2 separate regions of the Homo sapiens genome follow, and region 1 is linked to region 2. A link is a loop called in an ENCODE intact Hi-C map of the cell type or tissue named here. Cell type or tissue: IMR-90. All regions are shown on one strand. Each heading gives the region's core, and the rest is flanking DNA. Links, peaks and the distances in the headings are about the cores only. Region 1 overlaps OR52A5 (olfactory receptor family 52 subfamily A member 5). Region 2 has its middle 11 kb from the start of OR51D1.

Evidence for each region. Hi-C counts contacts between places; a loop is a spot of excess contacts. Peaks named below come from ENCODE experiments on the same cell type or tissue, not always from the same donor. Only the 100,000 strongest peaks of a DNase experiment are listed, where the experiment ranks them.
Region 1: a loop joins it to region 2, with 7 times the contacts of the local background. A loop is called at or near these places in 7 of 110 quality-filtered maps.

Annotation. Positions count from the first base shown.
Region 1 is chr11:5,121,380-5,128,843 of GRCh38, forward strand. It overlaps OR52A5 (olfactory receptor family 52 subfamily A member 5), which reads right to left. Exons shown (of 2, transcript NM_001005160.3): 2 at 7,397-7,464. It also overlaps the pseudogene OR52A4P. Among named protein-coding and RNA genes, the nearest start is that of OR52A5, 13 kb to the right of the region's middle. In IMR-90, for the core only: a CTCF peak has its summit at 2,869 (motif pointing right); a DNase peak (open chromatin) is centred at 2,902.
Region 2 is chr11:4,622,911-4,630,374 of GRCh38, forward strand. No RefSeq gene overlaps it. Among named protein-coding and RNA genes, the nearest start is that of OR51D1, 11 kb to the right of the region's middle. In IMR-90, for the core only: a CTCF peak has its summit at 3,485 (motif pointing right); a DNase peak (open chromatin) is centred at 3,481.

The DNA.
Region 1 (7,464 bases), core at 1,321-5,320, 500 kb after region 2:
GGAAGATATACATGGGTTCATGGAGGCTTGGCTCAGATTTGATGATGATCAAAAGTAGAGAATTTCCAATCAGAGCAATGACATACGTAGCACAGAATGGAATCCCAATCCAGCATTGTACAGATTCAAAACCGGGGATCCCAATAAATGTCAGCACAAAAGGCATGAACAAGGTACCATTTGTAATAGGCAGGGCCATTCAGGGGTCTTCTTAGAAAGGGGAGAAAGTTTGCCAAGCTGTGATTCTCTGTACTTTTATATATTTTATGCTTATCCAATCACAAAGTTATTGAATAGCAGAATTAGGAGAACCAACTCCATCAACTTACTTATCTTTTTTTTAATGAATGAAAAAATGCCAATATAAAGACCCATAGAAAGGTTCACCAGTTTACACTTTAGCAAAATCATCCGGCCACACTCAGTGAAGACTTTTGGACATCATTTCTGAGAAGAGGCCAATATGATCAACCTGCTTAGTGGTGCTTTCCTTGTTCCCCAACTCCATTTTCTCTTTCCTCTTCTAACCTGTTCATGGAAAGCAGGAATACAAATATTTATATTTGGAATTATATTTTAGACAGAGAAATAAAAACATTTATTCTAGCTTTAGCCCCAAGTGTTCAAATATGACACTGCTGCAAGACTCAGACTCCATTCAGTAGACAATGACAGTCACATAATTTTGGTGTATTACCATAGCAATTCTGATACAGGAGACAACCGTATACAAAAACTCTGTAGTTCATATAAGCACCCTAAACCTCTCACACCAGGACTTTTTCCACACATTGGAGGGTAAAGACATATTTAAACTATTTATATATAAATTTAAAATTAAGGAAATTTTAGAGTACCTGGTTTAGGAGAAGAGGAACCTCAGGTTGTATCGTCAGGGGAACCATGAAGAAGATGTTGAATTAGTTAGAGGTGAGGTTTAGTTAACGAGTTTGGAAGCCTGAATCTCCATATGGAGGCAGTGTGAACAGATATAACCCTTACATAGAAATCAGGCCCTGGTGTGTGATGTTCCCCTTCCTGTGTCCATGTGTTCTCATTGGGCCTGTTGTGGGGTGGGGGCCGGGGGGAGGGATACCATTAGGAGATATACCTAATGTTAAATGACAAGTTAATGGGTGCAGCTCACCAACATGGCACATGTATACATATGTAACTAACCTGCACGTTGTGTACATGTACCCTAAAACTTAAAGTATAATAATAATAAAAAAAAAAGAAATCAGGCTACTTACTGCTGAAGGAAAGTCGAAAGCTCTATTTTTTTTTTTTATCTTCTGGAAAAGTTGACATACGAAAAATATGATGGGATGAGACTATTTGAAAATTCTCCAAGAAATTCAATGGGAAATAATTGACAAACATGTTGAGGTGGAAGTGCCTTGGGAAGCAGCAGAAATAGAGAAACATCCAAAACAAAATTCTGATTGCAATATAATGGCTGTGGCTGGGACACTTAACAATTTCCAGTAACGATACACTGGCAAATAACTATGGTTCAGTTGCAGGGCTGGTAACATGATATTATGCATCAATGATTTTTTTTTAAGTGAGAGCAGAGAGGTTATGCAAGTGATTAGTTGTCTAGGTCTAAATCAAGGTGATCCATAAATTTTATAAGTGGTGTGCTAAGCATTTCTAATATTTCTCCATAACTCAAGTCATCACATCCAAATATTATTCTGTGTTCTTCCCTGGCCCCTAGTCACCATGATAACCACAGATTTAAACTCTGGAATGTTTTGGAGATCATTACATTGTTAGAGCCCAGAAAACCAATATCCCTAAATATAGCACTTTAACATTCTGAACTAAAGAAGCAACCGCAAGGTTTCTCTGACATCCCCCAGCCCTTCCTGTCTTTCACTTCTTTGTCTTTCCCAAAGCATGGGATGAGGTTATTCTCTGAAGTTCCCTTATCTACCTAGACGCTAGACCCCTAAAGAGGAACACAATTGCCTTCAATCCCTTCCCTGAAATTCCATTAACCAGAGAAGATTAAAACTCATATTACAGAGGAAGACACTGAAAATTAAACACCACACCTGGAGCCCAGATGAACTTCATCTCAAACTATTGTCTCTTCTCAGGTCCCATTCAATCTCTCCCCTCCCCTATAAAGAAGGATATATAAGCATCTGTGCTTAATTGAGTTATCAGGTAATCATTCTCCTTGGAGTTCTCCATGCTTATGCATGTTAATAAAATTCTATGTCTTTTTCCTGTTAATTTGTCTTTTGTCGATTCATTTTAACAGACGTAGACTTCAACCTTCAGAGGGATAGTTTCAACTTCCCTACACACTCATGATCCTTCTCTCTTTCAAGTAAAACATCTGCAGGTCTAAATTACTTCTCCAATAGCAGGCTCCTAACTGCCCTTAACATCTCAATCTTCCAAAGTAGATTCTTCAACTTATCATTATTGTTCTTTAATTGTAGTTCATAGAATTTCAAAGTGAGACCCTAACAAAAATATACTCTTCATGTTTATGATTTGGATTTTTTCTGGAGTCTACATTCATTAGCTGCACTTGTACTTGTACTTCAGGATGTACTGTTTCACCTCCACTTGAGCTGTACACATTCCTAACTATAACTTACTCAATATCCAGGAGCAACAGTGACAAGTGACTGGCACAGAGGAAGGTTGCTCTCTGCTGGTCCCAGCTATGTAATATTTGTGGTTTGTAACATAATTTTCCCTGATTACCAAAGTTTTATTAGCCTTTCTCAAATCCTGAGAGATATTTTTTCCCTAGGGCAAAGATGGAAGTTTAAAGCCAGCCATTTCTAAGGGTTAGCGGCTTGCTCAATTCCCTGGGGGCCTGGCATATCTAGTATGGCCAGGAGATGGCAGTGTTGAAGCATCTTCTGTTAGTAAAACACATCCCTGTCTCTCAGAGCCCCAGAGATAGGGTTTATCTCGTTCTCACTTATTTGACAAAGAAAAAGGACACTAAAATAAGGCAATGCATCAATTGAGACTCCATTTCATCTCTGAACAAATTGGACAGCGTTACTGTATGCTTGGTAAGGAAAGGGAATCGAAAACAAAACAAATATTGTACCTTGTATTTACTCTTGACCATCAAAGGATTTCCAGAAGGCATTTCAGTGATCCAAGAAAGAAGTGTGTTTGGAAGTGGTAGGCAGAACAGGGTTGAGAGTACAGTAATGCCTGTAAGAAGTAAGACTTGCTAAGAGAAAGGGAGGAAAATCAATTATGCACAGATGATTTTTGTCCTATTTTAAGAGACAGAAAATTAGAGCAGTCCTTCCTAGAAAAGTAAATCACAAGCTTTTTTTTTTAACAATCTCTTGATCCCAAGAAGTTCCCTACTCTTAAATATCTTTAATACAGAGTTTAATTTAAAATGCATATATGTTTTGGCTTTTAGTTTTTCCTTATTTAAAATTAATTAATGCAGAACAACACAAACTAGAGAACCTAAACGAAATGGACTAATTCCTGGAAACATACAACCTCTCAATATTGAGCCAGGAAGAAATTGAAATTTTAAGCAGACCAATAACAAGTTCCAAAATTGAATCACTAATAAAAAAACCTACCGACCAGTAAAAGCCCTGGACCAGATAAACAGCCAAATTCTACAAAGAAGTATAAAAAAAGAGCTAGTACTCATCCTACTAAAATGATTCCAAAAAGTTGAGGAGGAGGGACTAATCCCTAACTCATTCTGTGAGGCCAGATTTGTTCTGATACCAAAACCTGGGAGAGACACAAGGAAAAAAGAAATCTTTAGGCCAATATCTCTGATGAACATAGAGTCAAAAATCCTCAACAAAATACTACAAGCAAAATCCAGCAGCACATCAAAAAGCTAATCCACCAAGATCAAGTAGGTTTTATTCCTGGGATGCAAGATTGGTTCAACATACATATAACAATAAATGTAATTCATCACATAGACAGACCTATAAACAAAACCACATGATTATCTCAATAGGTACAGAAAAGCTTTTCGTAAAATTCAACATCCCTTCATGTTAAAAGTCCTCAACAAACTAGGCATTAAAGGCACATACCTCAAAATAATAAAAGCTGCCTATTACAAACCTACACCCAATGTCACACTAAACGGGCAAAAAATGGAAGCATTCCCCTTGAGAACTGGAACAAGACAAGGATGCCCACTCTCACCACTCCTATTCAACAAAGTACTGGAAGTCCCAGCCAGAACAATCGACAATAAAAAGAAACAAGAAACAAAAGGGATCCAAATAAGAAGAGGGGAAGTCAAACTATCTCTCTTCACCCGCAATATGATTCTATACCTAGAAAACCCCATAGTCTCTGCTCAGAGGCTGTTAGAACTGCTAAACAACTGAAATAAAATTTCAGAATACAAAATTAGTGTACAAAAATGAGTAAAATTTCTACACATCAACAACATCCAAGATGAGGGCCAAATAAAGAATGCAATTCCATTCACAATAGCCACAAACAGAATAAAATACCTAATAATACAGCTAACAAGGGAGGTGAAAGGTCTCTACAATGAGAATTAAAAAACACTGCTCAAAGACATCAGAGATGACACAAACAAATAATAAAACATTTCATGTTCATGGATAGAATCAGTGTTGTGAAATGGCCATATTTCCCAAAGCAATTTACAGATTCAATGTTATTCCTATCAAATTACCAATGCCATTTTTCACATAATTAGAAAAAAAAATCTAAAATTTATATGGAACCCAAAAAGAGACTGAATAGCCAAACAAATAGCAAGCAAAAGAACAAAGTCATGGAGTCACACCAGATGACTTCAAACTATACTCCAAGTCTACAGAAACTAAAACAGCATGGTACTGGTACACAATTAGACACATAAACCAATGGAACAGGTTAGAGAATTCAGAAATTAAGCTGCATGCCTACAACCATCTTATCTTTAACAAAGTTGACAATATGAGTAATTGGTAAAGGATGTCCTATTCAGTAAATGGTGCTGGGATAACTGGCTAGCCAATACAATCTTCTGTAACAGATGCAGAAGATTGCATATGGCTAGCCAGTTATCCCAGCACCATTTACTGAATAGGACATCCTTTAAATATCAATTCAAGATTAATTAAAGTCTTAAATGTAAGACCTCAAACTATAAAAACTCAAGAAGAAAATCTAGGAAATACTATTCTGGACCTAGGCCTTGGCAAAGATTTTATGATGAAGGATCCAAAAGCAATTGCAGCAAAAACAAAAATAGACATAACTATACTAAAAAGTTTCTGCACAGCAAGAAAAACTATTAACAGAGTAAGTAGACAAGCTACAGAATAGAAGAAAATATTTGCAAAATATGCATCCAAGAAAGGTCTACCAACCCCATTAAAAAGTAGGCAAAGAACATGAACAGATATTTCTCAAAAGAAGATATTCATGGGGCCATCAAGCATATTAAAAATGCTCATCACTAATCATTAGAGAAATACTAATCAAAGCCACAATGAGATACTACCTCACATCAGTCTGAATAGTTATTTTTAAAAGGTCAAAAAGTAACATGCTGGTGAGGTTGTAGAGAAAAAAGGATGGTTACACACTGCCAGTGAGAATGTAAATTAATCTAGCCAATGTAGAACACAGTTTGGAGATTTCTCAAAGAACTTGCAACAGAACTACCATTCGACCCAGCAAGCTCCTCACCGGATATACACCTAAAGGAATGTAAATTATTCTACCGAAAAAACACATACACTTCTGTGTTCATCACAATGCTATTCGCAATAGTGAAAACATGGAATCAACCTAGATGCTCATCAATGGTGGACTCCATAAAGAAAATGTAGTGCATGTACACCATGGAATACTATACAGCCATAAAAAGAAAGGGACCATATCCTTTGCAGCAACATGAATGCAGCTGGAGGCCATAATCCTAAGTGAATTAATGCAGGAACAGAAAACAAAATAACACATGTTCTCACTTGTAAGTGGAAGATAAACTTTGAGTACACATGGCCACAAAGAAGGGAACAACAGACACCAGCATTTACTTGAGGTCAGAGGGTGGGAAAAGGGTGAGGGTTGAAAAACTATTTATTGGGTATTACATTCACTATCTGTTTGATGAAATCATTTGTACATCAAATCCCAGCGATATGCAATTTCCCAGTTAAAAAACCTACACATGTTCCACCTGAACCAAAAATAAAGTTTAAAAAAGAAAAAAAAAAAAGAGAACATTGATCGATCCCCAAGGAAAAAAGAAAAATCTACAGTGTAGGAAAATCTAACATAGATCTCTTTGTAACTGAAAAAACAAGGCAATAATTAAGTTTTAAAAATTCGACAAACATCATATTTACACAGAGAATGAATGTAAGAAACAGGGCTGCACCTTTATGGTCACTGCCTTCAGGAACATTCCTTTATCCTAAATTCTAATCATAGTTCTTAAAGCATGGAATAATCTTAATAATTTGCTAAAGAAACTAAAACACATTAGGAGATATTTTTACTATGAATATAAAAATACTGTTTAACTTCTGTTAAACTAAGTTGTTTGCCAAGTACTACATCAGGAATATATTCACTTATCTTTTTTTGCCAAATATATTATACAATAAAAAATATATAAAAAATAAATAAAGCATAACTAAAAAATCCATGTAATCCATCACAGTTTCTTGAGGGAAGGTTCAATACAGTTGAATCACACTTCTTCTGCACTTCCACAATATTTCCCACCCTCCTTCCAGAGATAATCAATATCCTATACCTGGAGAGTATTATTTCTAATGTTTTTCTTTGTATTTTTACCAGTTCACTTTCCTCATTCTGACAACAACAATTTGACAGAATGAGATACATTAAATCTGTTGATCTCATCTTATTTCTGCTGTGCTCCATTTCTTCCATAGTTCATCTACGATCTTGCTTTCATTCTTTGCTTGCTATTCAACTATTTTATCTCATCTGGTCTCATCATATCTCATCTCATCTTTGAATTTAAATGTACACTTGTCTATTCCTTCTTCCCTGCAAATGAATTTTACTGAAGAAAAATACACAAAAATGTTGATGAGACTGGTTTTAAATGTATGACAAATAACATCAAATGGGTCTTTTAGTGATGTTTTTTAATGAAAGCTAATGATAGCCAAAAAGTGGAAGCATTGTAAATGTCTTTCAACTGATGAATAAATGAATAAAATGTGGCATACCCATTTAATGGAATATTACTCAGCCTTAAAAAGAAATGCATTACTGATATATGGTACATGGATGAACATTTAAAATATTACATTAATATAAGAATTAACTGAAAAGAATTGAAAAAAAAAGTAAATACAAGAGTTCACATATGTAATGCTTTATTTATATAAAGCATCCAGACAGAAAAATCCATTGAAACAGAAAAGAGATTAGCAGTTGCTAAGACTGGAGATGGGGGGAGCAGAAGTAATGGGATGTGAC
Region 2 (7,464 bases), core at 1,179-5,178:
TTAGAAATCTCATACAACTTTGGAACATATATTAGTATTATTCACCAGAATATGACTTAAAGAAGACTTGACATCATTTTGGAAATCTCATGTGACTAAACATGTCAAATAATCCTGTTTACTTCTTCTATGGATGTTTCAGGGGCCCTCTGAGCCATCTAGAAAGCCAGGCAGCAGGAAAGACAATTTTGAAACTTGAGGTTTGATTTTGGGATGTCTGTTAAATGCTAGAGGTTTAAAACACTGGATGTTATGAAGTAGAATTCCAGAATGCTAGAAATTATTTATTTTGCCAAAATGATGACTCAAAAGGCAAAAACCTTTCAGTAGCATTACTATTACATGAAAATCCTGTTTAAAGCCATATTTCACCCTTGCATTAGTTTATTAATGTTAACCCAATTTTATTTATTTTTTATTTTTTTGAGACAGAGTCTTGCTCTGTCACCCAGGCTGGAGAGCAGAGGCACAATCTCAGCTCACTGCAACTTCTGCCTCCTGGCAGAATCAAGTGATTCTCCTGCCTCAGCCTCCCAAGTAGCTGGGAGTACAGGTGTGCACCACCACACCCAGCTAATTTTGTATTTGTAGTAGAGATGGGGTTTCACCATGTTGGCCAGGCTGGCCTTGAACTCCTGACCTCAAGTGATCTGTCTGCATTGGCCTCCCAAAGTGCTGGGATCACAGGCATGAGCCACTATGCCCAGCCCCAATTTGTTTAAATGAAACCTTATAGATGATTCCATCTAACCTTAACCAATTTGACCATGAGGTGAAATCTTTACAAACCTTTTACAACCCTTTTGCTAAAGGCCAGATAAGCATCTTAAGACCACCTTGCTGTGCTTTTATTTTGATGCTCAGTTTATGAAAAGACCATATATTCAAAAGATCCTTTTGAATTAATGTTTACACACTTTTGCAAGATTAATTTTTACAATCTTTCTATAACTTGCTTAAACCTCTAGCTCTGTCTTATCAAATTTAATATAATCCTTCATCCCTGGGCAAAATTAACATTTCCATTCTTTCCTATAATCTTTTACTAAAGACACATTTTACTGTTTTTATATGCCTTTCATATAAAACTATTTAGTGATCATGTTGCTCTGTTACTCTTAGCAACCGTTACTTTTGGTGAAAAACCTGGTTAGTAAGCGATTTTAATTATGTGCCATGTGTGGCGCTTAGGACCCAGACAGAAGTGCAGATAAGGCTTGTCTCTTTCCAGATTCTAACTCCCTGTGCCTTACCTAACTGTAAAGCAGGCAGTATACAACCTCGAACCATTTAGCAAACCTAGTATCTAAATTGAATGATTTAGACCACCTATTGCATTTTGATGACACTTGCATTTTACCGATAATCCTTAAGACTATTTTTACTTCTTACAGATTAAACTATTTGCTTTTAATTCCTGTGGTTTCACGAGGAAAACAGGGTTTTTTTTTTTTTTTTTTTTCCCAAAACAGGGTCTGTGGTGCCTCGTAGTTCCATGCTACCAGAAGTTATCTTAGGGCGTCTTATGTGTGCATTAAGAGTGGCAAGCCAAAAAATGGAGAAAAATAATTCAGTTGACTGAGAAGAAAAAAAACTTTTTCCAGAAAGACAAGATCCAAGAAGAGAAAAACATAAAGGCCTTTTAAATATACCTATAACTTGAATATCCACTTTTAATTAAGCTGAGAGCTTTTTAAGAAAATCCTTTTAAATCTCTTGTTACTAGACTTTAGCCATGCGAAGCAATTAAGATTTTCAGCTTTTGAACGTTACAAAAAGTAATCTCACAGGTGAAACCAACAAGCCTTAATTAGGTTATGACTTAACCTCAAGTGTATATGGTGTTTTCAAAGGGGTGATAGGCAGCTTTTAAAACTATCATTGCAAAATTATTACTGAGACAGTGGAAGAGATCTGACCCAACCAACTCCATTTTGTTTCCAGCTCCCAAGCTATCCTTGCCTATCCCTGGGCATAGGCCAAACCAACTTTTGGAGGAGCTGGGTTTATAGTTTATAGTCTAAAACAAAGATGGTAACAGCCCCTTCTTAAGATAGGCTTACCTCTTGCCTGGGGAGCAGACCAAGAAACTAGCCATAAGATTAGAAACCATGGCCTAGGAGTCATGGAGCTGAGGCTACAAGATTCTGACCCTCCCTTAACTGCTCTCAAGATTAGTCCTTAATATATTTTGTAAACCCTGCTCTTGATGGATCAGCTGGCACCACCTAGATTGACAAACTGGCTTATCTGATTGTGTGGTCCTCACCCAGGAACTGACTTAGCACAAGAAGACAGCCACCATTGTAAAATGGTGGAGACTAAAACAAAGTATTGCCATGTGGTTCCAGGTCATGTTCCCAAGGACCTGAAACAAGATGGAGGCCTGTAGTCAAGTTTGTTACTGATTATGTTGTTGGGCTGGCTTGAACAGCAGGCTTATGGGGTCCTGGGCCTGCATTCTATTTTCGCTTTTCCTTTTAGGCCTGCTATAGAAGACATATTGCTTATCTCCAAATTTCTCTGCTGCCTACAGAATTGCCTGCTTCTCAGCTGTGGTTAGGGTTTGGCTTAGAAGCAGCATAACATCCCTCCATGAGAAGTCAAATACCTAAGTTAAATTTTGGAAAGCTTCTATATACCTATCAGGGTCGTTAGAAAATTGACCTAAGTCTCCCTTTATTTGTCTAAGATCTTGTAATGAGAAGGGAACTTGAAGGGGCCCCAAATAAAGGGGAGCCTCAGATAGTTCCCCTGGGAGTTGCTTCTCTAATTTTAGAGAATTATTTTCTTTTGGACCTGCCTGATATGATTGCTAAAAGAGCTGGGTTTATTTTGCAATGCTTGCAGAGGTCTAGTAAAAAGGTCATGCCCTTGTGCAAAAGAAAATGAGCCACATTTTTGTTAAAGTTTCTGGGTCACAGAAGTCCTTGTGCTTCAGAATGCACTCCAGAGGAACTAAGCAATTAGGGCTAGTCATGCTCACCCAGGTGGCTCTAGTCCTGGGTGACTTTTGACTTCCTAGACTTGTGTGAGCCGCCTGGCTCCCTGAAAAACGGATCTCAAGAAAAACTATGTAATAGTTGGGCAAGGCCCCTTTAATGGGCGGGGGGGGGGCATGCTAGATTAAACTCTGTATCTTGCTATTATGGCCGGTGCTGAAGCATTTACCTTTATAGAATGGTTTTGGCTAACTTCCAAACTTAAAATCCCCTTACTAGTTAGGTACCACTCTAATTGGAGGCAGAATAGGTGCCTTAAGAGAACATAGGGACTGAATGGCCATTTATCTGCTGATGGGACAGTATTGAGGCTAAAATTTGGCTACAGAGGACATTTTGCTCCTAATTGTTGAAGGCAGAGCTTTCCCATTCACAGTTGAAGCCTTTCTAGCAGTGCGAAAAGCCAGGATTGGGACACCGCAGTTTATGGCATAGGACTCACAATGTGCCTCATGAAGAGGATTTCTGTTTCCACTAGGTGGCGCTGTTGGCCTAGTAATACCTTGTACTCACCAGAGAAACGGTAAAGACGTTTATTGAGTTACTGCATGTTTGCCGATCTTTCCTAACAGAACTGTTCCCCTGAATTGTAAAAATTCCTGCACATTGCATATACGGAGAGCATAGTAGACATAATGACCATGGATAGAAAAGAAAGGAAAGTTTTGTGACAGGATAGCTGGAGATCCTTTACCAACACCTGGACGGACTGTCAGAGGCTGGGTTCAGTCCAGAAGCCTTTGAATAATGCCAGGGGTTCGTTGTCGCATGCCAAGAAAATTTAGGACACAGACACAGGTGGAATTTAGGAGCAGAGGTTTAATAGGTAGAAGAGAAGAGAAAGAGGAACAGCTTCCTCCATAGAGGAAGGGTTCTCCAAGCAGAAAAGACCATGCGGAAAGGATGGAGAAGAAAAAAACACCAGCTGGCAGGGAATGCACCGATTGTTTTAGTCTGGCATGAGGAGGTGGTGTCTGATTTATGTAGGGCTCACAGATTGGTTCAATTAGGTATGACATTTACATGGCACATGGGGAAGGCTGGTCACCTTACCCTAATCTTATGCAAATGGGCTTTTCAGTTATCAGCCCCATCTGGTCTGCTCCTTAGGATACACGCGGCTGGCAGAGAAGGGAAGATGGAGCCACCATTATGAAAATGTCTAGTCCTCAGTTTCTGCGGCATTCACCCATGCAAGCTCCCAGCTTGCAGGCTGCTCTTTGTTAGAAAATGATTTGGGGGTTCCCTTGCTATCTGCCTAAGTAATTCCTTCTTAACTCCTGTATCAGTACCTCAGGGGGTGTAAACTGTGGCTTTCGAAAATTTGCAGGGATTTGTATCTTCTATTTCTTTTGTGCTTTTAGGTAGGGAAAAAATCATTGGCTAAGTTGATCAAGGGGATCTGAGAATTAAGCCAAGAATAAATGTAAAAATGGGATGCTTAATTACTGAAGAACTGAGTACTCCATCTTCTAGCGACACTTACCTATAGTATTAAGTATTAGGCCCGGGAAGCAGCACACATTGACAAAAGTCGTAAAATCTTACTAAAAATAATGAAAAATTATAATAGAAAGCTCCAAATGAACAACACTCCATTTTGAAAAGTGCATTTGAAAATTAGAGCTGTCTAATTAGGCTCATCCAGGGATGCCTATTGATGTGCAGATGCTTCTAAAAAGATTTCATTGTTTTTATTGTTTTTAAGAAAAGTCTTTATAAAAGACAAAAAGCTTAAGCAACTAATTGATAAGAAAAATTAAGTCTTCTAACCTTTTAGTCTGGTTACTACCCTGCCCTGAAGGTGAAGAGAAAGCTGGATAAAGTGTTTGTAAAAGGTAGACCCTCAGGTAAAGTAGGCTTCCTGTTTTTTTTTCAGAGCTATGCATGAGTCTACACATAGCAAATGCTTTCTTTGCACTATTCCTTAATGGGCTTCACCCTAAATGCAGTAATTTTAGGTAAAAAACAGAAGCTAAGTTAAAATGACCACCTATGGAACAAAATCAGTCTTCAAAATATACCTTTTGGCATTTAGGTGGATATTTTGAAATGCTTTTGAAAAGAAATTTACATCTATAAAGGAACTGTCCATTTGTGAGGGTGTTTGCCTCTGTACACCAAAGAGAGGAAGGACTGAGCCACTAGAAATTCTTACCATTGTATTTCATTTACATAACAAGTCTTACTTTTGTTTAAGGTGCTTTTCCTGGCCATCTTGTCTTAAATGGGCTTTTACCTACATGCTTTTTCTTTGGCTTGAGGAAATGATGGTAGGATATTTAGGTCTGAAGTCTCAGCTCTGTACTTTTAAGATACAAATTTTCCACCTTGTTTCACCTAGGAGTCATCGTTTTAGAAGTGCAAATTTAGGACTGCCTAGCTAACAGTTGCGTAGGGCAATGAAACAAGCCATTGGAAGACTGATAGTCTGAATGGGGAAAATAAAAACTGTTTGGAAGTTGACAAATGAAACATCTTAATGAAAGCTATAAGATGTGCCTCTGTCTGTTTATATGATATTTCTATGTGATTTAAGATAACATACAGCAAATAAAGCTAGTTTTAAAATTATTGTTAAAATTCCTATTTAGGAATGTCTTCAGAATTGTCAGTATTAAAAATAATTGAGACAATTTTGCTTGGGTTTACTAGTCAGATATGCTTATGCTGATCCTCTCCCTTCTCACACCCCAAACCCTCCAACAGGCCTCAGTGTGTGTTGTTTCCCCCATATATCCATGTGTTCTCATCGTTTAGCTACCTTATAAGAGAGAACATGTGGTATTTGGTTTTCTGTTCCTGCATTAGTTTGCTAAGGATAATGGCCCCCAGTTCCATCCATGTCCCTGCAAAGGATATGATCTCGTTCCTTTTTATGGCTGCATCCTATTCCGTAGTGTCTATGTACCACATTTACTTTATCCAGCCCACTGTTGATGGACATTTAGTTTGATTCCTTGTCTTTGTTATTGTGAATAGTGCTGCAATGAACATATATGTGCATGTGTCTTTATAATAGAATGATTTATATTCCTTTGGGTATATACCCAGTAATGAGATTGCTGGGTCAAAAGGAATTTCTGCCTCTAGGTCTTTGAGGAATTGCCACACCATCTTCCAAAATAGTTGAACTAATTTACATTCCCACCAACAGCATAAAAGTGTTCCTTTTCTCCACAACCTCGCCAGCATCTGTTATTTTTTGATATTTTATTAATAGCCATTCTGACTGGTGTGAGATAGTATCTCATTGTGGTTTTGATTTGCATTTCTGTAATGATCAGTGATGTTGAGCTTTTTTTCATGTTTGTTGGCTACATGTATGTTTTCTTTTGAGAAATGTCTGTTCATGTCCTTTGCCCACTTTTTAATGGGGTTGTTTTTTCTTGTAAATTTGTTTAAGTTTCTTATGGATGCTCAATATTAGACCTTTGTCAGATGGATAGCTTGCAAAAGTTTTCTCCCATTCTGTAAGTTGTTTGTTTACTCTGTCGATTATTTGTTTTGCTGTGCAGAAGCTCTTTAGTTTAATTAGATCCCATTTGTTAATTTTTGCTTTTGTTGCAATTGCTTTTGGTATTTGTATGAAATAGTTGCCTGTTCCTATGTCACGAATGGTATTACCTTGGTTTTCTTCTGGGGTTTTTATAGTTTTGGGTTTCACATTTAAGTCTTTAATTCATCTTGAGTTGACTTTTGTATATGGTAATAACAAAGGGGTCCAGTTTCAATTTTCTGCATATGGCTAGCTAGTTGTCCCAGCACCATTTATTAAATAGGGAATCATTTCCCCATTGCTTGTTTTTGTCAGGTTTGTCAAAGATCTGATGGTTGTAGCTTTACAGTCTTATTTCTGGAATTTCTATTCTGTTCCATTGTCCTTTACAGACAATTAAATGCTGAGGGATTTTGTCACCACCTGGCCTGAAGGAAGGCTTCTGAAGGAAGCACTAAATACGGAAAGGAAAAACCAGTATCAGCCATTGCAAAAATATACCAAAATGTAAAGACCAATGACACTATGAAGAAACTGCATCAACTAATGTGCAAAATGAGCAGCTAGCATCATGACGACAGGACCGAATTCACACATAACAATATTAACCTTAAATGTAAGGGGCTAAATGCCCCAATTAAAAGACAGAGACTGGCAAATTGGATAAACCCATCAGTGTGCTGTATTCAGGAGACCCATCTCATGTGCAAAGACACACATAGGTTCAAAATAAAGGGATGGAGGAATATTTACCAAGCAAAGGGAAAGCAAAAAAAAAAAAGAAAAAAAAAAAGCAGGGGTTGCAATCTTAGTCTCTGATAAAACAGACTTTAAACCAACAAAGATCAAAAGAGACAAAGAAGGCCATTACATAATGGTAAAGTGATCAATGCAACAAGAAGAGCTAACTATCCTAAACATATATATGCACCCAATACAGGAGCACCCAGATTCATAAAGCAA